Linked DNA regions of Homo sapiens: region 2 is linked to region 1. Evidence: read pairs that join two places in POLR2A ChIA-PET (ENCODE). Cell type or tissue: PC-9. All regions are shown on one strand. Links, peaks and the distances in the headings refer to the core of each region. The heading gives the core; the rest is flanking DNA.

Evidence for each region. ChIA-PET counts read pairs that join two places held together with the same protein. Peaks named below come from ENCODE experiments on the same cell type or tissue, not always from the same donor. Only the 100,000 strongest peaks of a DNase experiment are listed, where the experiment ranks them.
Region 2: POLR2A ChIA-PET joins it to region 1 with 6 read pairs; 7 of 35 experiments call an interaction of 5 or more read pairs at or near these places.

What each region holds. Positions count from the first base shown.
Region 1 is chr3:185,677,901-185,693,607 of GRCh38, forward strand. IGF2BP2 (insulin like growth factor 2 mRNA binding protein 2) reads right to left here. Exons shown (of 16, transcript NM_006548.6): 5 at 14,799-14,862; 6 at 11,455-11,727; 7 at 9,157-9,291. Among named protein-coding and RNA genes, the nearest start is that of IGF2BP2-AS1, 27 kb to the right of the region's middle. RefSeq lists an enhancer at 10,569-11,768 and a silencer at 11,424-11,601. In PC-9, for the core only: no CTCF peak of the experiment used is centred there; DNase peaks (open chromatin) are centred at 6,881 and 9,841; H3K27ac peaks cover 2,715 bases.
Region 2 is chr3:185,783,665-185,799,371 of GRCh38, forward strand. The region is part of intron 2 of IGF2BP2 (insulin like growth factor 2 mRNA binding protein 2); the gene reads right to left. Among named protein-coding and RNA genes, the nearest start is that of MIR548AQ, 24 kb to the left of the region's middle. RefSeq lists enhancers at 427-1,320, 3,107-3,998, 5,785-6,678, 11,633-14,917, 15,305-15,707. In PC-9, for the core only: no CTCF peak of the experiment used is centred there; DNase peaks (open chromatin) are centred at 6,447 and 11,167; H3K4me3 peaks cover 607 bases; H3K27ac peaks cover 3,858 bases.

The DNA of each region.
Region 1 (15,707 bases), core at 2,588-10,587:
ATCTTCAAGTTAGAGGATTAAAATAAATAAATACAGTGAAGAGAGCCTAGGGACCTATGAGACATGCCAAGTAGATCAATATAAGCATAATGGGAATCCCAGAAAGAGAAGAGGGAACAAAGGGGCATAGAGCTTTATTTGAAGAAGTAATGGCTGAAAGGTTCCCAAATATGAGGAACAAAATGTACATACAAATCAAAAAATTTAAAGAACTCCAACTGGGACAAATCCACAGAAAACCACACTGACACACATTATAATCAAACTGTCTAAAGTCAAAGATAGAGTATCTTCAAAGTGGCAAGAGAAAAGCAATTGTGACATACAAAGGAGCTTCCGTAACACTATCTGCAGATTTCTTAGCAGAAACTTTGCAGGCCAGAAGGGAGTGGGATGATATATTTGAAGTGCTGAAAGAAACTGCCAACCAAGGACACCATGTGTGGTAAAACTGTCCTTCAAAAACAAAGGAGAAATTAAGATTCCCAGATAAATAAAAACTGAGGGACTTTATTACCACTTGACAAGCTCTACAAAAAATGCTGAATTCTCTTAATTTTCCTTGTGCTGCTGATTTCTGGTTTCATTCCATTGTGATCAGAAAAGATACTTTGTAGTATAATTTCAATCTTCTTGAATTTTTTAAGATTTGTTTTGTATGTTCTCTCTCCTGGAGAGTTCCACATGCATTTGAGAAGAACGTATATTCTGCCATTGTTGGGTGGAATGTTCTTGTATGTCTGTTGGTCTATAGTGTTGTTCCAATTCTATTTCCTTATTGTTCTTCTGTCTAGTAGTTTTATCCATTATTGAAAGTAGGGCACTTAAGTTTCCTACTGTTATCATGTTGCTAATTATTTCTCCCTTCAGCTCTTTCAAAGTTGACTTCACATGTTTAGAACTCTGAGGTTTGGTGTGTACATATTTATAATTGTTGTATCTCCTTGGTGAATTGTTCCTTTAACATTGTATAACGTCCCTCTTTGTCTCTCGTAACAGTTTTGTTTTTAGTCTATTCATCTGATAATAGTATAGCTACTCCTCCTCTCTTGTGGTTACCATTTGCATGGAGTATCTTTTTCCATCTTTTTACTTTCAGCCTATATGTGTCCTTATATCTAAAAGGAGTCTCTTGTAGGCCACATACAGTTAGATCCTGTTTTTAATCCATTTAGCCAAGAATGGGGAGTTTAATTCATTTGCACTTAAAAGTAATTACTGATAGGGAAGGACTTACTTTTGTCATTTTCATTGTTTTCTGTATGTCTAGTAGCTTTTTTGTCCCTTCTTTCCTTTCTTCCTGTCTTCCTTTATGTGTTGTTGATTTTTATTATAGTGATGTGCTTTGATTTTCTTTTGTGCGTTCTCATAGATTTTTTCTTGGTGGATACTATTGCAATTACATAAAACATCTTAAAGTCATAGCATCCTATTTTGAACTGATAACAACTTCACTTCAATTGCATAAAAAACTCTACTTTTTTACCCCATCCCCAAATATCACAAATTAACATCTTTATATGTTTTTATACCCATTAACATAGATTTATAGTTAAAAAAAGTTTTTGTCATTTAAATTCTATGTACCAAAATTACTACAGTACAGGTTACTATATTTGTTAATATTTACCCTTACCAGATAACTATATATTTTCATATGGCTTTGTGTTGCTGTCTATCATTCTTTTATTTTATGTTTTATTTTAACGTTTTTTCGTTTTCTTTCTTTTTTTGAGATGGAGTTTCACTCTTTTTGCCCAGGCTGGAGTGCAATGGCATGATCTCAGCTCACTGTAACCTCCACCTCCCAGGCTAAAGTGATTCTCCTGCCTCAGCCTCCTGAGTAGCTGGGATTACAGGTGTGTGCCACCACACCCGGCTAATTTTGTATTTTTAGTAGAGATGAGGTTTCACCATGTTGGCCAGGCTGGTCTTCAACTCCTGACCTTGTGATCCACCCACCTCGGCCTCCCAAAGTGTTGGGATTTATAGGCATGAGCCACTTCACCCGGCCCCATCCTTTTATTTCAACTTGAAAAGAACTAAACCCAAAACCAGCATAAAAACGGCAATAATAAAAATCAGAGCAGAGATAAACAAATACAACCAACAAAACTAAGAGTTGGTTCTTTGAAAAGATCAACCAAACTGACAAATCCTTAGCTAGATTAAGAAAAAAAAAGAACATTCAATAACTACAATCAGAAATGAAAGAGGGAACATTACTACCAATACGACAGAGATAAAAAGGATTATAAGAGAATATTATGAAGAATTGTATGCCTACAAATTTAATAACCTAGAAGAAATGGACCAATTTCTAGAGGAAACACACAACCTACCAAGATTGAATCATGAAGAAATGGAAAGTCTGATCAGACCAATAATGAGAGAGATTGAATCAGTAATCAAAAACCTCCCAACACAGAAAAGCCCAGGACCAGATGGCTTCATCGGAGAATGCTACCAAACATTTAAAGAAGAATTATCGCCAATCCTCCTGAAACTCTTCCAAAAAAATGAAGAGGAGGGAACATTTCCAAGCTCATTCCATGAGGCCAGCTTTACCCTGATTCCAAAGCCAGACAAAGACACCACAAAAAAAGAAAACTTCAGACCATTATCTCCGATGAATATTGATGCAAAAATCCTCAACAAAATACTAGCAAATCAAATTCAGCATATGAAAAGGATTATAAGCCACGACCAAGTGGGATTTGTTCCTGGAATGGAAGGTTTGTTCAGCATACAATTAATGGGGAGCTGGGCGCAGTGGCTTATGCCTGTAATCCCATCACTTTGGGAGGCTGAGGAAAGAGGATTGCTTGAGGCCAGGGGTTCAAGACCAGGCTGGGAAACGTAGTGAGACCCCATTACTATAAACATTTTTTAAAAAATCAATCAATACAATAAATCACATTAACAGAAAGAAGGGGGGGGAACTACATGATCATGTCATTAGAAAAAGCATTTGACAAACTTAACACCCTTTCATGATAAAAAACACCCAACAAAATTAGGAATAAAAGGAAATTACTTCAACATAAGACCATTTATGAAAAGCCCACAGCTAACATCACACTCAACGATGAAAGACTGAATGCAAGGCTTTTCCTCTAAGACCAGGAACAAGGCAAGGATGCCCACTCCTGCCCATTTCTATTCAACATAGTACTGGAAGTCCTAGCCAGAGCAATTAGGTACAAAAAAGAAATAAAAGGCATTCGAATTGGAAAGAAAGACATAAAATGATCTCTATTCACAGATGACACGATTTTATATGTAGAAAGCCTTAAAGATTTTACAAAAAAGGTTAGAATAAATTCAGCAAAATTGCAGGATACAAAAATCAATCAACATGCAAAAATCATTTACATTTCTATACACAACAATAAACAATCTGAAAAAGAAGTTAAGAAAACACTGCCACTTACAATAGCATCAAAAAGTATAGAATACTTAAGAATAAACCTAACCAAGGAGGTAAAAGACTTGTACACTGAAAACCACAAAAGGTTCCTGAAAGAAATTTAAAGGCACAAATAAATGGAAAGACATCCTGTGTTCATGGATTGGAATACTTAATATTGTGAAGATGTTTATACTACCGAAAGTGATCTACAGATTCAATATGAGCTCTATCAAAATCACAGTGGGCATTGTTTGAAGAAATAGAAAAATTCATATGGAATCTCAAGGGACCTTGAATAGCCAAAATGATTTCAAAAAATAAGGAAGTTGAAGGGCTCAGACTTCCTGCTTTCAAAATATATTACAAAGCTACATAATCAAAACAGTGTAGTACTGGCATAAAAACAGATAAATAGACCAATGAAATAGAATAGAGCCCAGAAATAAATCCTGCGTATAGTCTCCGATGATTTTTGATAAGGTGCTGAGACCACTAGATGGGGAAAGAGCAGTCTATTCAGCAGATGGTGCTGGGGAAACTGGACACACACATAGAAGAATGAAGTTGAACCATTATTTTACACCATATACAAAGATTAACTCAAAATAGGTTAAGGACCTAAACAGACCTAAAACTATCAAACTCCTAAAACACAGGAGAAAGCTTTATGATATTGGACATGGCAAAGACTTCTTGGTTTCACCATGATACCAAAAGCATAGGCAACAAAAGCAAAATTAGACCAGTGGGAGTACATCAACTTAAAAACTTTTGTGCATCAAAGGATATAATCAACAGAGTGAAAGGTCAACCCATGGGATGGGAGAAATATTCACCAATTATTTATTTGATAAGGGGTTTGCTATGGTTTCAAATTCCCCTCAAAACTCATGTTGAAATTTAACTGCCACTGGAACAGTGTTGAAAGATAGGACTTTTAGGAGGTGATGAGTTAATCACCTGCATTAATTAATTAATTAATCATGAATGGATTAATGCAGTTATCACAGAGTGAATTAGTGGGTTGAGGGATAGTTTGGACCTATTTCTTCTCTCTGTCTCTTGCACTTGCTTCTGCCTCAGGCCTTCCACCATAGGATAACCCTCACCAGATGCTGACATCACGCTCTTGGACTTCCCAGAACTGTGAGCCAAATAAACTTTTGTTCCTTATAAATTATCCGGTCTTTAGTATTCTGTTACAGTAGCACCAACTGGACTAATATATAGTTAATGATCAAGAATACATAAAGGACTCCTGCAACTCCCATAACGAAAGAATCAAATATCTCAATTAGAGAATGAACAAAGGATTTGAATAGACATTTCTCTAAAGATGATATACAAATGGCCAATAAATATATAAAAAGATGCTCAATATCACCAATCGCTAATCATCAGAGAAATACAAATCAAGACCACAATGAGCTGTCACCTCATACCTATTAAGATAGCTGTTATCGAAATAACAGAAAATAACATGTGTTGGAGAGAATGTGGAGAAACTGAAACCCCTGTGCACTGTTGGTGGGGTTGGAAAATGGAGCAACTGCTATGGGAAAAAGTATGAAGGCTCCCCCAAAAATTAAGAGTAGAACTACCATATGACCCAGCAATCTCACTTCTTGGCACATATCCACAAGAATTGAAAAGAGGGTCTTGAAGAGCTATTTGAAAACCCATGTTCATAGCAGCATTATTCACAATAGCCAAGAAGCAGAAGACCTCAAAATGTCCATCACCAGATGAACAGATAAACAAAATGTGCTATATACATACACTGGAATGTTATTTGGCCATAAAAAGGAAGGAAAGCCTGTTACATGCTATAACATGAACCTTGAGGACACTATGCAAAGTAAAATAAGCCAGTCACAAAAGAATAATAGTATATGATTCTACCTATATGAGGTATGTAGAGTAGTCAAATTCATAGAAAGAAGTGGTGATTACCAGAGGCTGACGGGAGAGGGAAAAGAGAGTTGTTTAATAGGTACAGAGTTCCAGATTTACAAGATGAAAAGGTTCTGGAGATCTGTTTCACAGCAATGTGAATATACTTAAGACTACTGAAAAGTACACTTAAAAATGATCAATAATTTTTTTTTTTTTCTGAGATGGAGTCTTGCTCTGTCACCCAGGCTGGAGTGCAGTGGTGCACTCTCGGCTCCCTGCAACCTCCGCCTCCTGGGTTCAAGCGGTTCTCATGCCTCAGCCTCCCAAGTAGCTGGGACTACAGGTGTCCACCCCAACACCTGGCTAATTTCTGTATTTTTAGTAGAGACGAGGTTTCACCATGTTGGCCAGGCCAATCTCAAACTCCTGACTCAAGTGATCCACCTTGTCTCAGCCTCCCAAAGTGCTGGGATTACAGGCATGAGACACCATGCCCAGCCAAGACAGTACATTTTATGTTATGGTTGTTTAACCACAACTTTTAAAGAAGTTTTCTGAAAAAAGGACACAAGGAAGGGATGCCCTCTCCCTCAATTTGTAACTTTTTTGTGGGAATGCACATCTGAAATCACTATAGTCATCCTATTATAACCAAGGGAACGTGAGACATGCTGAGGAACGTAGAGCAGAAAAATGTTCTGGGTCTCTGGGCCCATGATTCAACTGACCTTGGAGCCGTGTGCCTTAGGACTTCTTGTTATGTGACATGACATCCTTTTCTTATTGGTTATACCACTTGTATTTTCTGTTGCTTGAAGACCAAAAGCATCTAACAGATGCATTACTACTGCCTCAAAATAAAGAGGGTGCTTGAAGAAGCTGCATTAGAATGTAACTTTCAGAGGATGGGCATTTTTGTCAGCTTTGTTCACTGCTGAGTTCCTGGCACATAGAATAGTGTCTGGCACATAGTGACTGCTCAATAAATATTTGGTAAATGAACAAAAAGAAAGTTTAGGATCTCTGTTCTCCTATATCTTCTACCTCTTATTCAGTCCCTTCAGGGCTCTGTCACCTACACAGGGAGGCATTCTCTGAAACCCCCAAATCCTTGTCCCCCTAAAACCCTCATTAGGACCTTCAGTTACATGTCATCATTGGATACTACATTTTTCCACTGTAGAATTTCTTTTTTTTTTTTCTTTTCTTGTTTTGAAATGGAGTCTCGCTCTGTCGCCCAGGCTGGAGTGCAGTGGCGCGATCTCGGCTCACTGCAACCTCCACCTCCCAGGTTCAAGAGATTCCCCTGCCTCAGCTTCCCAAGTAGCTGGGACTTCAGGCGTGTGCCACCACGCCCAGCTAATTTTTGTATTTTTAGTAGAGACAGGGTTTCACTATATGTTGGACAGGCTGGTCTCGAACTCCTGGCCTCAAGTGATCCGCCCGCTTCAGCCTCCCAAAGTGCTGGGATTACAGGCGTGAGTCACCACATCCAGCCTCACTGTAGCATTTCTTATAGCTGCACTTAATTACTTATTGGTGTAATTACTCATTATTTGTTTAATGAGTGTCTCTCCCACTGGACTGCTCCATCAAAGCAGGAACCAATGGGTGAAAAAATGGTATGTGGGGAAGGAAAAAAAAAAAAGCAGGAACCAAGTCCTGCTCATGGTTGTAGCCTCAACCTCCAGCAGTGATTAGCACAGTGTAGGCACTGAAAAATTTTTTTTCTAAGATATTCAAACTCTATCTTGGCTCTACATGAAAACATAAAAGCCCAAGTTGTAAATTAGTCTTTTTGACTAATTTAGAATTTTATTAAGTTGTTTGCACCTAGGTTGAAGAATCAAGGAAGGTGGCTGGGCGCAGTGGCTCACACCTGTAATCCCAGCACATTGGGAGGCCAAGGCGGGTGGATCACCTGAGGTCAGGAGTTCGAGACCAGCCTGGGCAACGTGGTTAAACCCTGTCTCTACTAAAATTACAAAAATTAGCCAGATGTGGTGGCAGGCACCTGTAATTCCAGCTGCTCGGGAGGCTGAGGCAGGAGAATTGCTTGAACCCGGGAGACGGGAGGTTGCAGTGAGCCAAGATCATGCCATTGTACTCGACAAGAGTGAAACTCCGTCTCAAAAAAAAAAAAGGAATCCAGAAAAGTATTATTTACTAAGTTCCCAGGAACTTGGATGAGAAATGTCTTTTTCAAATTAAACTGTGGCATTTGGGGGATTTCAAAAGCCCAAGTAGAATAAATAATTCATAATAGAAAGGATAGAGTCTCTTATGAAATCTAAGAATAGATTTGTAATGTTCTTCTTTTAAGGACCATTTTCATCTTGGTTTTGGAACACTCATGTTTGACATTATTTGATTCACCCCTCACTACTTCTCTATAAAACTGCCACCGCTACCCACAAACAGATTTTGCCAAACTGAAAATCTACTTTTTCTTTTTTTAGGGACAGGGTGGTGCTCTGTCACCCAAGCTGGAGTGTGGTGATGCAATCATAGCTCATTGCTCAAATTCTTAGGCTCAAGCAATTCTGCCTCAGCCTCCTGAGTAGCCGAGACTACAGGTATACACCACCATGTCTAACTAATTTTTTAAATTTTTTGTAGAGATGGAGGTCTCACTATGTTGCCCAGCCTGGTCTCAAACTCCTAGCCTCCGGCGATCTTCCTACCTTGGCCTCCCAAAGCACTGAGATTATAGGTATGAGCCACTGCACCCAGCATGAAAGTCTATTTTTATTGTATTATCTATTCCATCACCACTCATTCATTTATAATACAAAGTTAATTTGTTTGGTAAGAACTGTATTTGTCATTCAAACTGGGACAACCCTCATTACACTGTGGAATCCTATAATTACTTCATAAAATAAGGGGAAAGGGCTGGACATGGTGGCTCATGCCTGTAATCCCAGCACTTTGGGAGGACGAGGTGGGCAGATCATTTGAAGTCAGGAGTTCGAGACTAGCCTGGCCAACATGGTGAAACCTTGTCTCTTCTAAAAGTACAAAAATTAGCTGGGCATGGTGGCGCACGCCTGTAATCCCAGCTATTCGGGAGGCTGAGGCAGGAGAATCACTTGAACCCAAGAGGCGGAGGTTGCCGTGAGACAAGATTGCACTACTGCACTCCAGCCTAGGGCAACAGAGTGAGACTCTGTCTTAAAAAAAAAAAAAGGAGAGGGGGGTAGTGAGGAGGAAGGACAGATAGAAGAAAAAAGTGGAAGAAGAATAAAGCAGCCATGTGTAAACTAGTTTCTACTACTTAAGGAAATGTAATCCAATGTTAAGAGTGCAAACAATTTAGAAGCATGGTGGGAGAAATCTTTTCCAGGACAATAAATGATAGCTTTGGTGACAACATACTTTCTACACTTGCACTGTCCAATTCAATGGGCATTAGCTATACACATGGCTACCAAACTCTGAGTAAAAAAATAAAACACTCAGTTCTTCCACTGTACTAGCCACATTTCAAATACTCAATAGCAACATGTGGCTATTGAACAGTGCAGATATAGAACATTTCTATCATTGCAGAAAGTTCTATTGGACAGCATGAGTCTGTATGTTCCTCCCAATAATTACTATCAATGGGTGATAGAAGCATCAAAATCACCGAGAGACATGCAAGTGAAGAGACAGCCATATGTAAATGCAAAAGATCTACTTCCCACTGTATTCTACTTGGGAACAAATTTCTTAAACACAATCCCTCCCTGCCTCTGTTACTGAGTAACAGATTTGGAGTTTTTAAAAAAAACCTCTTGGGTTAAATGAGGGAGAATCTACTCTTTTTCTCTGTTGAGTGATCTGGGCATTGCATGCAAACTTACAGTTTGGTCTCATCTGCCTCTTTCTGCATGATTTCAAGAATCATGCGGCATGCTTCAGAAGTCCCCTCTGGGGTGGCATGGATGGTGACAGGCTTCTCTGCAGCTCCAGAGTTCTCTTTTCTATGGATATCTACCCTGTAGGAAAAGAATCAGGAGCCATGATTACAAGGTCATCTGGATAGGACCCTAGCCCCAAGAAAGCGTCACACCAACCCATGTACAGCAAGGACACAGACAGACAAGGAGGCGTCATCAGCACGTTTGCAATCAGTGCCATTCTCCAAGAAGGAGGCAAGCAGTGCAGGGGGTCTTGTGCCAAATTTTAATTATTTGCAGCTTCATTTAGAAGGGAACGGTTCTTACAGGAGTGCTGTAGGACAAAGGCACTAAGCCAACTCAGTAATGAAGCCAGTTTGGTAAATGAAGTATTTTGTGTAGTCTTTCAAATGACTGCAGAAGTGAAGAGTAAAGTGAGAAGGATAATACTGCACATTGGCACAGTGCCGGTCTCTGAACTGATTGCAGCTTTTAAAAGCCATATGTTAATCCAAATCCGAACACCAAATTCAAGCAAGCTTTATATATTTGAGTGTGGATAGAAAACAGAGGCATGCCCTCTCTCTGCCTAAGTTTTTGGTTTCCTTTCCATTGGCAGCCTGCCATTAAGACTAATGGCTCAAAAGCTTGATGACTTTATCAGACTTCTTTGGGTAGTTGTGGTCCTACCTGTTTTTGTTAACTTTCAAAATTACATAACTGATTATATCCTTTTTACTTTGGTTGTTAGAAAGCCTAGAGCCAAGTCTTTGGTTGACGTCTAAAAAATGGGCACACACTTTGAGAGCTAACCCCACTTCTATTTAAACTTGTTACATTTTTTTTTCAAGCCACCTTACACAATTTTTGCACAAAAAGACACAAATAAAAGTCACTTTCGCAGTGAACTTGGAGGAAAAGCCAGGGCTGATTTTAAAATAAAAGGATACCAAACAGTAACTTCCCTCTCTATTTCCTCACTTCTAAGATGTGGCACTCCAGACTCATCCATATCAGTGTCTATTATTTGGGGATAAATAAGACATTCTGAAGAAAATAGCATTTCTCTTTCAGGTTACAAGACACCCACTGAATGACCTGAATAAAGTGTACCAGCCCATGTAAATAATTATTATGTGTCAGTAATTGGGTGCTTTGCAATTTAAGTACTTTCATATTAATTATTTCACTCAATCTCCCTGATTGTGCTAATTGTCATAATAATCCTGGCAAAACAGACAGGAACCCTCTATTTATTTATTTATTTAGAGATGGAGTTTCACTCTGTTGCCCAGGCTGGAGTGCAGTGGCGCCATCTCGGCTCACTGCAACCTCCGCCTCCTGGGTTCAAGTGATTCTCCTGCCTCAGCCTCCAGAGTAGCTGGGATTACAGGCGTGAGCCACCACAACTGGCTGATTTTTGTATTTTTAGTAGAGACAGGGTTTCACCATGTTAGCCAGGCTGGTCTCGAACTCCTGACCTCAGATGATCCCCCTGCTTCAGCCTCCCAAAGTGCTGGGATTACAGGGATGAGTCTCTGTAATACAGAGGGTGCCCAGCCAGAACCCTCTTTTTATAGAAGAGGCAACTGATGCTCAGAGAGGTTAACATCTTTTCCAAGATCACAAAACCATTTAAAGTGCTACAACTTGAACGTAAGTCTTTGTTTTCAAGTCCCGAGCTTGCTTTATTACATCATGCTACAGTCTTAGGAAGATACAAAAATCAACAATTCCATAAGACGTTTTATTCACCAACTCTTACAATCAGTTCAGTCTCCTTGAACAGGGAGGAAACTAAACAGAAGGCCAGTGTGCTTTATTTCTTGCTTGACGTGGCAGTGACTCACCCACTTCTTTGTGAGACTACCTATGTTGTCACAAGAATGGCCACCCCCAGGGCTCTGACTCAGGGGAAGAGGAAGAGCTATGATGAGTGGGTTCTAGGATCCCGCAGAGCTCCAAACCTCTGCTTTTGTAGAAATCAATGCATCCATAAGCATTAGTTCGCTTACAGGAACAGTCCTGGCTGTGAGGTTATCAGTACCCTCTTTATGAACTTTTAGCCTCTCAGCATGAAAGCTTGTCACAGCCCCCAGCTTGATGTTAGTCTGTTAGTAGTCCTGTTGAAAGAAGCCACTGTCTCTTACAGCACAGCCCCCCACTGCTGATGTAAGCAATTGTGACCTAAGAGTGGCTGAGACCCACCAGCACGCAGGGGACCCCTCAGAAGGAAGCAAAGGAAGCCCCACAGGCACGTACCGGGACTGGGTCTGCTTAGTGATGTTCTTTATGGTCAAGCCCTCCTTTCCGATGATGGCACCAACAAACTGGGTGGGGACCAGGATCCGCAGCGGGAAATCAATCTGTCTGGCCTGAGAAGTGCCCCCAGGGGCGTGGCCTTGCTCCCGGGAAGAGTGGTCCCCACGCTGGGCTCGCTGAGGGGGCGAAGGGGAGCTCACCTCTTCATCCGGGATGTAGGAAATCTTGAAGGAGTAGTTCTCAAACTGATGCCCGCTTAGCTTCTCCATGGCTCTGAAATGCAGCAGGACAGGGGAGCTTCGTCAGAAACCAACATCAAGAAAGACCCTCCCGGCCGGGCGCGGTGGCTCACGCCTGTAATCCCAGCACTTTGGGAGGCCGAGGCGGGTGGATCACGAGGTCAGGAGATCGAGACCATCCCGGCTAAAACGGTGAAACCCCGTCTCTACTAAAAATACAAAAAATTAGCCGGGCGTAGTGGCGGGCGCCTGTAGTCCCAGCTACTTGGGAGGCTGAGGCAGGAGAATGGCGTGAACCCGGGAGGCGGAGCTTGCAGTGAGCCGAGATCCTGCCACTGCACTCCAGCCTGGGCGACAGAGCGAGACTCCGTCTCAAAAAAAAAAAAAAAAAGAAAGACCCTCCCGCAAGACTGGTTCATTCACTCCCATTTAATAGGTGCCTATATGGTGCCATGCCAGGCACTGAACATACAGTGGTGAGCAAGACAGACACCATCTCTGCTCCCTCAGGGCTTACGGTTAACAGTTAAACAAGTAATCACAACGCATCAGCCTGGTCAGGCTTCATATCCAACATTACAGCCTGGTTTCTCCACCACTCAAGGCCATTTCCCCCTTATCAAAAACTCTTATAAATATCAGTATAAAATTATGACTCATTTTTTTCTCATTTTAATCATCATACATATTATTGAAAATTCAGAAATATGTAAGTGCAAATAAAATCCTAATCCACTATCTTTACTGTCTTTCTTAAATATAAACATATTATTGCTTATAAAAATGGGTTAATATTGTACATACTATGTTCTAACCTTTAAAAAAACAGTTAATATTCTAAAACATTTTTCAATGTCACTAAGTACCTTTCAGTATAATTTACACATGACTCAACTGCAGTATCAGTATAATTTTTAATGACTGTTTAACATTCTATTGATTTACCATAGTTTTTGCAACTGATCCTTTATAGTTAGATATCTGTTGTATCCAACCTTTTACAGTTACACACACTGTCACCATTGGCATCTTTGCAACTACAACTTTGCACACAGGACAAATTCCTAGTAGAATTGTTAACTATTGCCCAGTGGGCCCCTGGAATGGTTTCAACATTTATGATCCCATAGCAGTTTAGGAGAGAGCATTTGTGTCCTTGAATCTTCAAATGCACAGAGCGCTGTTATTTAAAGATATTTATCAATTTGATAGGGGATAAATGATATACCACTATTATATTCTTAAAATGACACACGAAATACACTATCCTTTTCACATATTTTTAGTAGCATTAACCCAATTTTACTAGGTTAATGTCTAGGACTTGTAAATTTATTACAAAGCAGCACCTTTTGAATTTAATAAAAGCAATAGAGTAATATCATGTAGAGAGGTCCACCCAAGCAGCAGCTAGATAAGGGCTGTGGAGTTGAGTTGTTGGTGTATCTCCACTTACAAATGTGTACAAGGTAAAGTTAACACTAAATGAACTATTACCTTTTTCTTTTTTTTTATTTTTTTCGAGACAGAGTTTCGCCCTTATTGACCAGGCTGGAGTGCAATGGCGCGATCTCAGCTCACTGCAACCTCTGCCTCCCAAGTTCAAGTGATTCTCTTGCCTCAGCCTCCCGAGTAGCTGGGATTACAGGCATGCGCCACCACGCCTGGCTAATTTTGTATTTTTAGTAGAGATGGGGTTTCTCCATGTTGGTCAGGCTGGTCTCGATCTCCCAGCCTCAGGTGATCTGCCCACCTCGGCCTCCCAAAGGGCTGGGATTACAGGCATGAGCCACCACGCCTGGCCTGAACCATTATCTTTTTCAATGCAAAATTAACATTTTGAAAACTAGCAGTATGAAAATGGGTTAAATATCTTTGTATGTTGAAAAAGAACACTATAATCCTGGGATATATAGCCAAGGTTATGCCACACCCATAAAGCAAGACCAAATGTGACCATAATTCTAGTTATAATGACCTGACAGGCACTTTAAGGACCTCCTACAAAAAAGGAACTTGTTTTTGTTGTTCTTTTAAAGATGGGGGTCTCATTATTTTGCCCAGGCTGGTCTCAAACTCCTGGCTTCAAGTAATCCTCACCCTCCCAAGTAGCTGGGATTATAAGCATGTGCCACCACATCCGGCTGTTGTTGTTTTGAGAGGCAGGGTCTTGCTCTGTTGCCCAGGCTGGATGGTAGTGGTGCAATCACAGCTTACTGCAGCCTTACCATCCTGGGCTCAAGTGATCCTCCTGCCTCAGCCTCCCAAGTAGCTGGAACTACAGGTGCAAGCCACCATTCCCAGCTAATTTTTAAATTGTTTTTTTGTAGAGACTGGGTCTCCCTATGTTGTCCAGGTTGGTCTCAAACTCCTGGGCTCAAGCAATCCTCCGGCCTTGCCCAAAATGCTGGGATTACAGGCATGAGCCACCATGCCTGGCCTCATTGTTTTTTAAGAGACTTGATCTCATGTCCATTAACAGCTAAGCTCAAAATTAACCATCCCTGAAGTAATGAATGGGCACTGGAAAGAGGATGGGGATTGGAGAAAAGAACCCAAACCAGGTGCTATTGAGTAACCACTCTCAGACAATTCTCTCGGCTGCTGCTCTCACTGAGGTGGATTCCCTCCTAATGTTACACACACAAAATTGATGTTTTGGTATAGGCTTGTGCTGCCTCTTCACAGTGCATGGAGGAAGCTCTAGGTAAAAGTGGTCCCAAGTGTTTGGCAAAGCAGAGTCTAGGAGACACAGTGTCACAGGTATGGTGCCCTCTATTCCCGATCATGTCAAGACACAGCTCCCATCTTGGTTTTGATGCCAAGGCTCAACATTTTTCAAGTCTCTACACAATCCACAAATATCCCGGTGTGAATGTCCTGGAGCTCCACTGACATGTCAAAGATGGCAGGAACACCCTGGAGCTCTACCAATATGTCAAAGGTGGCTCAGATGCCGTGGAGCTCCATGGGTATGTCAAAGGTGGCACATATCCAGCTCAAAGATCTGCATCTTTTTAGAAAACATTTAAAAACACAGAACTCAATGGAATTCAAATATAAAAACAAATAAATTTAAACAGAAATAAGCCCAAATCTGCTTACATTTTTGCTTCTTCTCTTGTTGCATATGTGACGTTGACAACGGCGGTTTCTGTGTCTGTGTTGACTAGGGAAAAGGCAAAAACTACACTGTCATAGGAAAAAGTGCTGTCACCCTCTGGCTTAATGTAAACAGACAAACTTTAGAGAAAAATGCATAAAACCCTCATCACACTGGCTCCACAGTTATCTGCATCTCTACGTTTATTCATCTGAGTTCACAGTAATTTGTAATCAATTGTATATAACACGTTTGTAATCAATCGTATGAACAACTCAGAACTATATTTTCCACATATTTTATAAACACTTTTATATGAGTATTTTGTATCAGTACATTTTCTTTGTATTTTTCATTTTTAATGTCTATATAAAATTGCAGTGAGTCAAATGTACCATGACTTGCCTAACCATTCCCCAATTGTTGGTAAGTAGGCTGTTCCCACTATTTGCTAGTCTAAATAGTGTTGCTAAAAATCACCTTTGTTGCAAACATCACTGGATTGTGTGTTCTTCTGAATTACTTCTTTAGGCTAAAATCACAGAAGAAAAGTAATGCAGTAAAAGAACATGATGCTTTTTAATGCATATTTTCAGACTGGTCTCCTAGAAGTTTGTATCAATTTATTACATCACTATCAAGGTATGAGTTTTAATTATAATTTGCATTAATTCTTAAATAATTGGATATACATATAAAACAATAAGAAAATATTTTAATTTAAATTATTCATTCACTGACAAGGTTGAACCATCACTATTTTTGTTTCCCTTTGACTGAACTCTTTGACTGTGTGGGTTAAATCTAATAAATAAAACTGACAATTCTAATTACTTGGCTAAAAGAGAAAGTATAAACTCTATGATTGGCTAATAAGGGATTACTCTTGTGAGTTGTCTTGTCTTAGATCA
Region 2 (15,707 bases), core at 3,367-11,366, 110 kb after region 1:
CTCAGCTATGCTTCCCCATCTATGATGTAAATCTTCCCAGGGATTCAGAGTGATGGGGTGGGGATACAGAATGGGTGTAGTCCATATTTTCCCCAGTTTATTATAAAGGATATCACATTTTTGTGGAATATCAACCCCTTGTGAAGTTTTAAAATATTTTTTGATATTTTTACGTTAAAGCAAACATATAGTAGAGTACCTTGACAGAAAGTTATTATACATACATACGAAAAATATACACAATCTTTGTTAATATTTTAAAATAAAAAACAAAATTAAATAAACAACAGCCTGGCGAGGTGGCTCACGTCAGTAATCCCAGCCCTTTGGGAGGCCAAGGCAGGCAGATCACCTGAGGTCAGGAGTTCAAGACCAGCCTAGCCAACATGGTGAACTTCGTCTCTACTGAAAATACAAAAAATTAGCCAGGTGTGGTGGCGCATGCCTGTAGTCCCAGATACTTGGGAGGCTGAGGCAGAAGAATTGCTTGAACCCGGGAGACAGAGGTTATAGTGAGCTGAGATCGCACCACTCCACTCCAGCCTGGGCGACAGAGTGAGACTTTGTCTCTAAATAAATAAACAAGTAGATAGATAGATAGATAGACAGACAGACAGACAGACAAAGTTTTGTGTTTACAGAGGTCACTTTGATCGAAACATCCTCCATCCCCTCGGGCATCCTGCTCTGAAGAGAATTTCAGTAGAGATATTTGAGGAACACTGACCTGCTGGATCTCTAGGAAGTTCCCTCAGCACTCAGAATGGAATGGCTCATCCCACCCGTCAAAGGCCACCTCCAGCACAGCACAGCAGGAGGCACCAATCCTTTACACTGCTCTTTAGGGGCCCTCCACACACTACCCTCTGAGCAGCTACAGAGCTGGGTACTACTGCATCAGCACTGCTCATGCTATGAACACTTTCCCCATGCAATGAATGCTGTTCCAGCGATCCCCTGCTATTCATCATCATCAAACCCTGCAACGGCAGCAAAAAGGTCAACTGGTAGTAGAAACCAAGTCAAACTGTATGTACAGAGATGGGTCTGTGAGAGGGCAAGCTGGGCCAAAGAAAAATTGTAAGGAGAACTCAAGGGTACAATGGGCATTTGCAGAAGTATCACCAGTACAGCCAGTCCCAGAAGCTCATTCACTAACCACCTACTATGTGCAAGGCAATGGGGATACAGAGATGCCTAAGACAGTCTTTGCCTGTGAGGCAAGTCAGGATGACCTAAATTCCTGACATTTCAGTGGTGTGCTGTCAAAATTTATATATTCTAAATCAGACTTAATTTTTTCAGGGAAAATAATGAAATGCCTGTGTTTTCTTTTCAATTAACAGCTGACGTGGGACAGGCACGGTGGCTCATGCCTGTAATCCCAGCATTTTGGGAGGCAGGGGCAGGCAGATCACTTGAGGTCAGGAGTTCCAGACCAGCCTGTCCAACATGGAGACACCCAGCCTCTACTAAAAATACAAAAATTAGCTGGGTATGGTGACGCACACCTGTAATCCCAGCTACTCGGGAGGTTGAGGCAGGAGAATCGCTTGAACCTGGGAGATGGAGACTGTAGTGAGCCGAGATCACGCCACTGCACTCCAGCCTGGGCAACAGAGTGAGACTCCTTCTCAAAAAAAAAAAAAAAGAAACGACATGATTGCGAAGAGCTTATATGGAGCTTTCGGGGTAGAGACCGTTATGCCCCAGCATTTAGACACTCATTTTACTGTGTCAATAACGAGTGTTAAAAAAAAAAAAAATGGAATTCTGGTCTAATAGGCAAGAAGCATCTGTCTGATATATCAGGGAGACTTAAGCATTTGACAAACTTCTAAAGGATTTAAAAGATGTTTTGAAATTAAAATGTCCACAGCATGGTGGCTTGTGCCTGTAATTCCAGCAACTTGGGAGACCAAGGTAGAAGGATCACTTGAGGCCTGGAGTTTGAGACCAGCCTGGGCAACATATCAAGACTCTGCCTCTAAAAATAAAAAAAATAATAATAATTAGCTGGGCCTGATGGCATATACCTGTAGTCCTAGCTACTCAGGAGGATCACTTGAACCCAGAAGTTTGAGACTACAGTGAGCTACAATGGGGCCATTGCACCCCAGCCTGGGTAACAAAGGGAGACCCGCCTCTTTATAAATTAATTAATTAATTCCAGGGCATAGAGTTCACTGTGTAAACCATTTCTAGACTGAATTGGTCATTAAAAGTAGATCTAAGGATTCTTTCATTCAACTACAAGATAACAAATTAAATAGACTGAAGAAAATGTTCTCAAGTCTCTGCTAAATGCAGGTATATTCAGAGGTTGATAAGATACATGTCCTGTCTTCCAGAATTCAGTTTTAAGCAGTGTTTTTCAAACTTATCTTTCATTATCGCTCCCCTAATGAGCTAATTAAACTTTTTTTTTTTCAAATCGCTCCATTACCACCCACTACCCCCGCCAAGAAATTTTAATACCAAAGATAAACTATGTATCTGTTGATGTACTGCGTCCCTTTGAAAGGCTGCAAGTCATTACAACAGCTAAGATTTCACTCCCCCCAAGAATCAATGTTCACTCCCCTGGAGGCAACATGGCCCCACTGAGAAATCCTGGTGTAGAGAAAATGTTCGTAGAACCTGTCAGGCCTCTGAGCCCAAGCTAAGCCATCGTATCCCCTGTGACCTGCACGTATATGTCCACATGGCCTGAAGCAAGTAAAGAATCACAAAAGAAGTGAAAATGGCCGGTTCCTGCCTTCACTGATGACATTCCACCACTGTGATTTGTTCCTGCCCCACCTTAACTGAGCAATTAACCTTGTTAAATTCCTTCTCCTGGCTCAGAAGCTCCCCCACTGAGCACCTTGTGACCCGCCCCTGCCCGTAAGAGAAAAACCCCCTTTGATTGTAATTTTCCACTACCCACCCAAATCCTATAAAACAGCCCCACCCTAGGTCCCTTCGCTGACTCTCTTTTCGGACTCAGCCCACCTGCACCCAGGTGAAATAAACAGCCTTGTTGCTCACACAAAGCCTGTTTGGTGGTCTCTTCACATGGACGCGCGTGACAGAACCCTCTTAAGATACGTGGAAACCTACATATACATTTTTTTTCATCAAAATCTGAAAGGACTCCCTGATCAAAAAAGATTAGATCTACAGCAGGGGTCAGAAAACCTGTTCTGTAAAGGACTGGATAATAAATGTATTTTAGGTTTTGTGGGCCACATACTGCCTCTAAGGCATATTCTTCTTTATTTTTTGTTTTGTTTTCACAACCTTTCGAAATGTAAAAGCCTTTCTTAGTTCAAGGACCCCACCAAAACAAATTACTGCCCAAATCTGTCCTGTGGGCTGGAGTCTGCTGACTCCTGATCCAGAGGAATAATAGCTAACATTTTTTGAAATCTTAACATTTATAAAAAAGTAACCATTTGTAGAATGGTGATGGCCGGAGGCTGGAAGGGGGGCAATGGCGAGTTACTGTTTAATGGGTATAGAGTTTCTGTTTTACAAGACAAAGACAGTTCTGGAGATAGATAGTGGCGATGGCTGCATAAACAACGTGAATGTAGTTAACGCTCCTGAGTTGCACACTTAAAAATGGTTAGGGTGGTAAAGGCGATGTTATATGTATTTTACCACAATGAAAAAAATCACTTAAAGAAATAAAAAATATGTCATTTAAAAAATATTTAACGTTTGTTCAATACCCACTAAAAAAAAATGAGTAGATATTTTCATTTTATAACTGAAGAATTTGAGGCTAAAAGAGCTCTGACAGGCCGGGCGCGGCGGCTCACGCCTGTAATCCCTGCACTTTGGGAGGCCGAGGTGGGCAGATCACTTGAGGTCAGGAGTTCGAGACCAGCCTGGCCAACGTGGTGAAACCCCACCTCTACTAAAGATACAAAAATTAGCTGGGCGTGGTAGTGGGAGCCTGTAATTTCTGCTACTCAGGAGGCCGTGGCCCGAGAATCACTTGAACTCAGGAGGCAGAGGCTTCAGTGAGCTAAGATCACACCACTGCACTCCCGCCTGGGCAACAGAGTGAGACTCTGTCTCAAAAAAAAAAAACAGTTTGCACGAGTTACAAAGCTGCAAGTGGAGTGCTGAGATGGGAAGCTGTAAAGACTGAGCTCTTAGCCAGGATGGATGCTGTTTTCTCAGCACCAAGAACTCCTTTCACTTATTTTCTCCAACAGATCAACATCATTTGTTAATAATTTGTTTTGTTTTTTTAAACAATTACTTAAAGGTAATATAGACAATCAGAGCTTCAGATTCATTCGTGGCAAAAATCAAAAAGAAATTAGGCATTCTAGTTAGCACGTCAAGATTTTCTTCATGTAAATCTAAGTTGCATGAAAGCAAGGACTTTCCTTATCTGTCTGTTTCATCAAAGTACCCTCTGTTCCTACAACAGGGCTCTGTATTTAGAAATGTGAAAAAAGTGTTTACCCTCTTTTACTGCTGGGTCCTTAGTATTTGGGAGACCCCACATTATAACTGAAACTACTGAAGGCAGGTGGATTCTAGGATCCCTGTCATCTCTAAAGTTGTATGTTTCAGCCAGGTACAGTGGCTTATACCTGTAATCCCAACACTTTGGGAGGCCGAGGTGGGCTGATCGCTTGAGCCTAGGAGTTCAAGACCAACCTGAGCAATATAGGGAGACTTTGTCTCTATAAATAATAAAAAATTAGCTGGGCACACACCTGTTGTCCCAGCTACTCAGGAGGCTGATGTGGAAGGACCACTTGAGCCTAGGAGCTAGAAGCTGCAGAGAGCTATGATTGCGCCACTGCACTCTCAGCCTGGGCAACAGAGCAAGACCCCATCTCTAAAAGTAATAATAATAATAAAGTTGTATGTTTCAATGCCTTGATATGTTTATTTCACTAGTTCAGTCAGTCAACCATAGTTTTTGAGAACACACTACAGCATAAGTGCTAGTCTGGGTTCCTGTGGAAAAACAAACAGAGTAAAATAGAAATGTAATCTCAAGTCTACTGGTTGTAAAGTCCAAAACTGACAAACGACTTTTTTTTTTTTTTTTTTTTTTTTTTTGATAGAGTCTCACTCTGCCCAGGCTGGAGCGCAGTGGCGCGATCTCAGCTCGCTGCAGCCTCCACCTCCTGGGTTCAAAGTAATTCTGCCTCAGCCTCCCGAGTAGCTGGGATTACAGGCACTGCCACCACACCCAGCTAATTTTGGTATTTTTAGTAGAGACAGGGTGTTCACCATGTTGCCCAGGCTGGTCTCAAACTCCTGACCTCAGGTGATCTGCCTGCCTTTGCTTCCCAAAGTGCTGGGATTACAGGTGTGAGCCACTGTGCCCAGCCTCATTCTATTTTTTTGAGACAGGGTCTCACTATGTTGCCTAGGCTGGAGTGAAGTGTCTATTCACAGGCCACTGCGAATATTCGATCCTCCCGCCTCAGCCTCTTGAGTAGCCGGGATTACAGGCACCAGCATCAACAAAGACTGTAAAAGATTTTCAATGAATCAAGGAAAGAATCTTAACTAGTTGTTTGAGCTGAGTTCCATATGGACTAAAAATGCATGAAAACTGCTGTATCTTAACTGTTTACAGCAGTTCCCTCAGGGTATCATCTGTGTGACCTCCCTGGGCATGTGACACAAGCTGAGCCTATCACGCACCCCTTAGAACTGTCACAAACACATGACCTAGGCTAGGCCAGTGACCATTCTTCCCTGGGATTTGTCAAACTTAAGCTGGGGGAAAAGAAGCCTGTTTTCTCTCAGATCACAGCAATAAAGATGTCTATAGATGGGCAATGACCACAGTCATATCCCCTTCCATGTAGAGGAAGCCCACCAGCAGCAAGACAAAAATTAACGCAACACTAAGAGATAAAAGGTGAGGAGAGCACGGAGCCACATAGGGCACACAGCTGTGTTTCAAGTCCCTGGTTATGAATGTCCTTAAAACCCACCTCATTCCAGCTCTTCCTGAAATCTAGTTAAGTAAGCAAAAAAAAAAACCCCTTTTGCTTCAGCTAGACTATGTGAGTTTCTGTTACTAACAACCAGGAATTTTTTTTTTTTTTTTTTTTTTTTGAGACAGAATCTCACTTTGTCACCCAGGCTGTAATGCAGTGGCACAATCCTGGCTCACTGCAACCTCCAACACCCAGGTTCGAGTGATTCTCCTGCCTCAGCCTCCCAAGTAGCTGGGATTACAGGCGTCCGCCACCACATCTGGCTAATTTTTGTATTTCTAGTAGAGATGAGGTTTCACCATGTTGGCCAGGCCAGTCTTGAACTCCTGAACTCAGGTTACCTGCCCACCTCAGCTTCCCAAAGTGCTGAGATTACAGGTGTGAGCCACTGTGCCCAGCTGCAACCAGGAATCTTAATGCATGGGCTGAGGAGGCTGACTGACCTAGACGACAATGTGCATCATCCCAGAAGTAGGCTAAAGGTAACCAGCTCCTCAGCTCACCCTGGACTGCTTCCTCGTCCTTCCTCCACCTCTAGTTTTCATCTGAGAAACTAGGTTAAACCTCTTTGCTACCAGGTGTGCTCAAATCCCTTAAACAGGCAGATCTGACATAAAGTACTGTTTAATCATTTTTGCTTCTAAACAAAATGATTGGGAAGTGAGTCTCCCAAAGTCCCCCAAATACAATAATTTTTATCTTAAAAGTGCCTTTACATTGTCTAGATCAAACACTCAAAAACAAGTGGGAAGAAGTGACTGGGCTTCAGGATATACATAACAAAGAGCTTTAAGGGAACCACTAAGAAGGTAATCTCTTCAAACAGCCCACGTAAATTATACTAATCTATGGAAAGAAATCTTCCATCACAAAGAGAATAACAAGAAAAATTTCACTTTCTTCCAACCCCAGCCACCAGCCAATCACCCTTTACTTCGCTGATTTCTGTATTATCATGTTCCTACCTTTCCTTCCTAAAATTGTTTTTTCCGTGTGAAACTAGAGGAAGCTATTCATGTTAAATCTGCTCAATTCTACCTAAGATTGGGGAGCTATGAATAGAAACAGTATGCATCTGAATTAGTCACCAGCCACAAGGAAACTTGATGTTTGCCTTAATAGAAAACTCAGAAAATTAATAATTTAGTAGCAGAATATTCAAAAAAGAGTGTTACCTTTCAAAAATATCTCAAGTTACTATAAGACTTTATTTGAAAGGAAGAGAAGTAAGAATTACTGTCTAATCAAAGACTACGTAATGGTAAACTGCCCACATCATGTTTTTCATTAGTTTATTGTTAAGGACAATTCTGAATAATTTTAAAAGTACTTTTTCATCACTAGCATTTAAGGAAAGAAAAAGATATTCTGCCCCCAGAAATGGCTTATTCAAGGTCAGCTTATGCATTTCTAAAATAGCAGGAGTTTCTAGATGACAATTGACCCCAGACCTGGCTAGTCTAATTATGGTCCATATTCTCCCACCAGGCTGTCTAAAGGGTAGGCACTGGAACTGTATTGGTCCACTGCTGTGTTTTTAGTGTCTGACAGTGCCTGGTGTATCACACATAGGTGATTAACAAACCTTTGATGAATAAGTACATAAAAAGATCAATAAATAAATCCAACTGTATGTCCTACTTCCAGCTCTGACGAAGAGTTCGACATAAATTCTTGAGTTTCACATAAGTTCTAGCTGTAATCCCAGCTACTTGGGAGGCTGAGGCACGAGGACTGCTTAAGCCCAGGAGCTTGCGCCCAGCCTGTAAAATATGGCACAAGAGCCTGTCTCGAAAAAGACATTTCTTGAGAAACTGCCAAGAATGGAAATGGAGAAAGTAAAAGTTTTTCTTTCTTCAACTCAACCAAATTCAACAAGGATCTCTGGGCGTGTCCTCTGTGCCAGGCACTAGGCTAATAATACCTGCTGACACCCAGATAAAGATAAGAGAGCCCCTTCCTCCAGGTGTGCATCACAGTGAGCTGACATCACCTGGAGGCCATCTTTCACAGGGCCTATCTGCTCATCAAGGGGGTTCATCTTTAGTAGGAAGAAGAGAGAGAAGACAATGGAATACTTTGATTTTGAAATATGCTTAAATATCCTAACCAGCCACTGACTGCTTATAGCATCATGTAACCTATTATTCATTTAACAGTGTTTCTACACAAAAACACATTCTAACAAAAATGCTACAGTTCCAGGGATGAACCCCCACATTCCTAATTCTTCACTTCTTCCACTACACCTCTGCTAAGGCAGAGCTGGAGGGAAGGAGAAGGAATAAAGGGCCACTGTGACAATGGGGGATCTTCTAGGACGGTAACATATGGGAAGGAAAGATGGGAGGTGTAATATTCCCATATTTGGCATGGATCATGCAAGTATTTGAAGACAAGAGGGGCTGTTCCTTTATTTCCAAACCTCACTAAATCCAGAAGCATCTTCTCATACTGAAATCCATCTTACTAAAGATATTACTACTACTGCTACCATCGGCTTGAATACATGATCACAGACAAATCATCAAGTTACAGTAAATCCTGTTAAAAAGTAGATGATTACTTAATGGGTTCAGGTACCGTCAAATTATGGCCCCTCCAAAAAAGCAGCTATAAAGAATAAAGTCCAACTAGTTTTGAAATTGAGTATCTGCTTTTCTCCTCAACACAAACAGTTTAAAAACAGGGCTGGGCGGGGTGGCTCATGCCTATAATCCCAGAACTTTGGGAGGCTGAGGCAATTGGATCACTTAAGGCCCAGGGTTTGAAACCAGCCTGGCCAACATGGCGAAACCCCGTCTCTACTAAGAATACAAAAATTATTTTTTTTTTTGTAAAAAATAATTTTTACAGGCGCAGTGACTCATGCCTGTAATCCCAGCACTTTGGGAGGCCAAGGCGGGTGGATCACGAGGTCAGGAGTTCAAGACCAGCCTGGTCAACATGGTGAAACCCCATCTCTACTAAAAAATACAAAAAAGTTAGCCGGGCCTGGTGACGGGCAACTGTAATCCCAGCTACTCGGGAGAGTGAGGCAGAGAATTGTTCGAACCCCGGAGGTGGAGGTTACAGTGAGCCGAGATCATGCCACTGTACTCCAGCCTGTACAAGAGAACAAGACTCCGTCTCAAAAAAAAAAAAAAAATACAGAGGTGCAATCAAAATAAGAATATTTGGTCATATCATCATCATTCCCCAAAGGTACCACAGAGAGACCTGCGAAGAACTAGTAGCACTGGACTCCCATGACAGTTCCCACACCACACAAGACCCTCTCATGAGCAGCCCACAGCTCTTCCTCCTCTATCTCAGCCAGAATATTCTACTGCCTTAGCACACAAGGGCACACAAGAGGCACTCAACACTTTGCTCATGGTGATCACAAACACGGCTCAACATCTTCAAACTATTCAGATCTCAGCACATTACAGGGGTGGTTACAAATGTGGTTGGCTACTGATTCTATTCTAGTCTTCTGGAATTATCTTACTGCGCAATTATATGGCTTCCTACATTAAGGAGTGTTTGCAGTCCAGCACACTCTGCAGGGGAAAAAAGGTGTGGTGTGGCAGAAAGAACACAAGTTTTGCAGTTAAGATAGTTGTTAAATTCAGATCCAAGGTTTGTCACCTTTCTCGCTGGTGGCCTTGGGAGAGTGGCAATCTGAACCTCAGTCTCCTCTTCTGAGGAATAAGGCTGCCACACAGGGATGTTGGGAGATCAGTGATAGCCCACATAAAGCACCTAGCCCAGTAAAATGGTCTCTACTTTTCACGCCAAGCTGCCTATACCTCCTCTCACCCAACATATCCACATGCTGACCACAATGGCACTGTGCGTTTCAACCTGACAGTCTGTGTGTGTGTGTAACAAAAGCAAAACTCTGCTAACATGAGCCTACATGAAACCTCAGGGGACAGATTAACTTGGTACCAAATTACACGCTCCAAACCAAAAAGAAACAACTTTGATATAATTGACACATCAGCCTAGGTAAGAGAGACTCTTTTCTATGGGTTGCTGAAAACAAGGAAAACTTGAGAGGAACAGTTACGGCCCATCCTGAGGCAGTAAGAAACTGATTTCTTCTGATAACACAACTGCTCAGTCTAAAGCACTGAGAGAAACAGCCCTGTCTCTGGGCCTGGTGTCAAAGCAGGTTTGGAACCCTGGAATTCCAAGATTCCCAGTCTTGGAATCTAACAGCTCTATGGAGTTTTGGCCCTGCCTGGGGAGCAGTAAGGTAGGATGGACAGTAGATTGAAGATACTGATTGTGTTTGCAAACATGCCCCAGATAAGGAATGGTCAAAGCAGATTCCTTTTTTTTTTTTTTTTTTTGAGACGGAGTCTTGCTCTGTCGCCCAGGCTAGAGTGCAGTGGTACAAACAAACTCACTGCAGTCTCAACCTCCTGGGCTCAAGCAATCCTCCCGCCTCAGCCTCTCAAGCAGCTGAGACTACAGGTGCATGCCACCACACCTGGCTAATTTTTTTTATATGTATATTTTGGGAGAGGTAGAGTCTCACTACATTGCCAAGGCTGGTCTCAAACTCCTGAGCTCAAGCAATCCTCCCAGCTTGGCCTCCCAAAGTGCTAGGATTACAGGTGTGAGCCACCACACCTGGCCCAGAGCAGATCCTAGAGACCCGGGCTGCCCTCATATCACAGGTGTGTCTGGCTCCTTATCCTCACACAGGCAGTTGTTCCTAAATATTTCTTTGCTAAGGACTTAATCATAGACTCACAGAATTCTAGAACAGACAGGAAGGTTGAGTATCAACTAACTTACATCCTCGCATTACTGATGAGAAAACTAACAGCCCAATGGGGGATCACAGAGCTGGTTAATGACAGAACCAGATGAGATAGGACTCAGGCCAGTATTCCTTACCCTAGACTTTACCATCTCATTCAAGTGTCCATGCACATCCAGAGTTCCCTTCCCAACAGTGCTTCTTTTTAAGCCTTTCAAAACATTGGCTTTATTTGGAGGTCACATCTTTTTTTTTCATTGTGATAAAAAAAAAACCCATAAAATTTACTATTTTAACAATTTTCAGGTAAACAGCTCAGTGGTGGTAAGTACATTCATGCCATTGTGTAACCATCACCACCATCCATCTCCAGAACTTCTTTCATCTTGCCAAACTGAAACTCTGTTCCCATAAAACAGAAACTCCCCATCCTCCCCCTTCTCTAGCCCCTGGCAACTACCATTTTACTTTCTGTTTCTATGAATTAGACTACTCCAGTTATCTTTTCTTTTCTTTTTTTTTTGAGGCGGAGTCTCACTCTGTCGCCCAGGCTGGAGTGCAGTGGCGCTCTCTCTGCTCACTGCAAGCTCCACCTCCCGGGTTCATGCCATTCTCTTGCCTCAGCCTCCTGACTTGCTGGAACTACAGGCGCCCACCACCTCGCCCGGCTACTTTTTTGTATTTTTAGTAGAGACGAGGTTTCACCATGTTAGCCAGGATGGTCTCGATCTCCTGACCTCGTGATCCACCCACCTCGGCCTCCCAAAGTGCTGGGATTACAGGCATGAGCCACCACGCCCAGCCTCCAGTTATCTTCTATAAGTGGGATCATATAGTGCTTATCCTCTTGTGACTTATTTCATTAGCAAAATGTCTTCATGGCTCATCCATGTGGTAACATGTGTCAAAATTCCCTTCTCCCTTAAGGCTGAAAATATTCCACTGTATGTCCATACCACATTTGTTTCTCCAGGCACCTGGCAATGGACACTCGGGCCACTTCCACATGTTGACCAATGCAAACAATACTGCTTTAACATGGGTGTACAAATATCTGTTCTAGTCCCTGCTTTCAATTCTTTTGGGCACACACCTGGCAGTGAAATTGCTGGATCTCACAATGTATCAGTGCTATTTTCAAATGTGTCTTGAAAGAGACAAAGAGGAGACAAAATCATCTGGGTTGGTGAATTCTTTAAGAAAATGAAGCCAGAAGCAGTGGGTCAGTCTGTAATCCCAGCAATTTGGGAGGCCAAAGCATGTGGATCACCTGAGGTCAGGAGTTCGAGACCAGCCTGACCAATATGGTGAAACCCTGTATCTACTAAAAATACAAAAATTAGCTGGGTGTGGTGGCGCAGTCCCAGCCTGTAGTCCCAACTACTAGGGAGGCTGAGACAGGAGAACTGCATGAACCCAGCAGGTGGAGGGTGCAGTGAGATGAGACCACACCACTACACTCCAGGCTGGGCAACAGAGAGAGACTCTGTCTCAAAAAAAAGAAAAGAAAAAAGAAAATGAAAAATACTGTTTTGTTCTTAAACTTAGCTTTACTTCAACACAACAAACTATATGAAAAAATTTTTAGAGATTGTATGATGTAGAGGAAAAAACACAGCACTGAGGAGGATAACTTTCTAGTAATATCCAACATTAACACAGGACATACTTTTTGATGTCCGAGTATGAATTTCCACAGGCAGGGGAGAGTGGAATAGATAATCCCTAAGGTCTATGGATTCTGTGGGTTCCATGAAAAAACTTATTTAAAGGATTACTATGTCTTTTAATCATTTTTTCTTTTCCTTAGATCCAGTTTGCATATTAGAACTTAACCATTTCTGGCTATAGAATCTAGTGTATTCTTGAAATAAGAGCTCCAGGGATAGGCGGGGCATGGTGGCTCACGCCTGTAATCCCAGTACTTTGGGAGGACGAGGAGGGCGGATCACTTGAGGTCAGGAGTTTGAGACCAGCCTGGCAAACATGGTGAAACCCTGTCTCCACTGAAAATACAAAAATTAGCTGGTCATGGTGGCATACGCCTGTAATCCCAGCTACTCAGGGGCCTGAGGTAGGAGAATCACTTGAACTCCCGAGAGGCAGAGGTTGTAGTGAGCAGAGATCACACCACTGCACTCCAGCCTGGGTGACAGAGTGACATTCCGTCTCAAAAAAAAAAAAAAAAAAAAAATTCCAGGGACAAGAACAATTCCTGAGCTAGGAAAAAAAAAAAAAAAAAGAGAGAGAGACTAAGGTAATACAATAGACAACAATTTTCCTACCAGCACATTTATTTGTTAATTGCTTTAGGATGTCCAGAGTGTAGTACCTGTATACTCTGAGTCACGGTTTACTCTGAGTCACTGTGAACTTCTGTTTACTTTGTAGTAGTCACTATAAAACTATCAATGCACACTGGGCTCAGTATCAACAGGGCATACCTGCCAAGAAAATTTTGCTACAATAGTTTGGTTCAAACAATCTTTCAGTTACTGAGCAACATACCGTTGTCATCAAGATTCCTGACAATGCATTCTGAGTCAAAATGCACATCAGATTCCAGGTACGAAACCAACAACACACTCCAAACCCCATCCACTCTCAGGCCTCCCAGGAAGATCTGCAAAGTGAGAAACGCACTGCCCCACCCTGTTTCTCCCCACTTCCCCAGAACTATTTCTGCTTAGGTATCTACCAAAAGCAGGCTTTCTACTCCAGGGACAAGAAGGATAAGAGACAGAATTCTCTATGTTCACTTCACCAATCAATTATTTCAACTACTTATAAAAAGCTTCCTATGCTGGGTACAATGATACACATGAACCTACTCAGCCCTTACAATTCTTCCAGGTAGGTGTGTTTGTGCTCACAATGTAGGAAAGTGAGGTGGACGCTCAGGAGTGTCCTATCCAGAGCCACACAAGCAGTAAGGAGTACAGCTAGGCTGGACCAGGTCTTCTGATCCCATGTCCGGTACTCTTTTGGCCATATCATTTGTTTACACTCTTACAAGCCTATGCTAATTTGGACACCCCAAAGAGAACATCTGAAGATCCTCTCCTAGAAAGCAGGACTAATGATCTAACAACTAATGCCTGGTTTTTCAGTTAAGAGCAGAGTTTGCTGGCTTCACTCTTTCACCTTTATTTCAGCTGACAGGCAGAGCTTTGAAGAAACTCAAGGAGAAACTGTGCATCAGTCCCTTCACTTAAAAATGCTTTTCACAGGCCAGGAGCAGTGGCTCATGCCTGTAATCCCAGCACTGTGGGAGGCCAATGCAGGCGGATCAGCTGGGCCCAGGAGTTCGAGACCAGCCTGGCAACATGGCAAAACTCTCTCTCTACAAAAAAAACAAAAAAATTAGCCAAGCGTGGAGGTGCATGCCTGTAGTCCTAGCTACTGAGGAGGCTGAGGTGGGAGAACCACGTGAGCCTGGCGAGGTCAAGGCTCCGGTAAGCCAAGATCACTCCAGCCTGAGTGACAGAGTGAGACCCTGTCTCTTAAAAAAAAAAAAAAAAAAAAAAAGCCGGGCGTGGTGGCTCATGCCTGTAATCTCAACACTTTGGGAGGCCGAGGCAGGTGGATCACCTGAGGTCAGGAGTTCGAGACCAGCCTGGCCAACATGGTGAAATCCCATCTCTATTAAGAATATAAAATTAGCCAGGGGTGGTGGTGCCCACCTGTAATCCCAGCTACTCATGAGGTTGAGGCAAGAGAATCGCTTGAACCCAGGACATGGATGTTGCAGTGAGCTGAGATTGCGCCACTGCACTCCTGGGCAGAAGAGCAAGACTCTGCCTCAAGAGAAAAAAAAATTGCTTTTCAGGGAAAAACACGCCCACATTCTCACCACCTCCAATAATGACAGACAGTGACTGGGCCCCGGTGTTTTATTCACCTCCAGGTTTACTCCCAGGAAATCTACAGTGGAAAAAGGCATCCACTAAAGACTTCCTTCAACATTTTTAGAGACTTAGGCTATCCAGATCTTTCCTCTCCAAATTCTACGAGTACAAATAGTGTTAATATTTATTACATAATAGATTCAGGAAACTGTGTTTCTATGACCACATGAATTTTTCTTACACAACATTCATGCCAATTTTATTGGACTTGGAGTATATTATTTTAAATGACTATGGAGGTTTGTAATTATTGTATTGTTGATTTTATGACACATTATTGGTCCCATTCATGATTTATTTGATGCCAAGGCCTTGATCAGGACGTTAACACCCAAATATAACATTTTTCCTGTGGGAAAACACCATTTGCTTTAAAACACCTGCTTTTACGAGGGAGTTTTTTATTAATGCAACATCATAAGAAGCAGACAGTACCTGTTCAAGAAAACCCTGAGTAAGCAAAATATAACTAAGTTTTTCTTTTTTCTTTTTTTCTTTTTTTTTTTTGAGACAGAATCTTACTCTGTCATCCAGGCTGGATGGAATGCAGTGGTGCGGTCTTGGCTCCCAGGCTCAAGCAACCCTCCCACCTTAGCCTTACAAGTAGCTGAGACTACAGGCACACACCACCACGCCTGGCTAATTCTTGTATTTTTTGTAGCAACGGGTTTCACCATGTTGTCCAGGCTGGTCTCGAATTCCTAGGCTCAAGTGATCTTCCCGCCTCAGCCTCCCAAAGTGCTGAGATTACAGGCGTGAGCCACTGTGCCTGGCTCTAAGTTTTTCTTTACTCAACATTTAGGAGAAAGAAGCTGCAGGCCGGGCACAGTGGCTCACGCCTGTAATCTCAACATATTGGGAGGTCAAGTCAGGCAGATCACTTGAGCCCAGGAGTATGAGACCAGCCCAGGTAAAATAGCAAAACCCCATATCTACAAAAACAAAAATAAGCCAAGGTGTGGTGTCATGTGCCTGTAGTCGCAGCTACTTGGGAAGCTAAGGTGGGAGAATCGCTTGAGCCCAGAAGGCGGAGGCTGCAGTGAGCAGCTCCACTGCACCACTGCCTTCCAT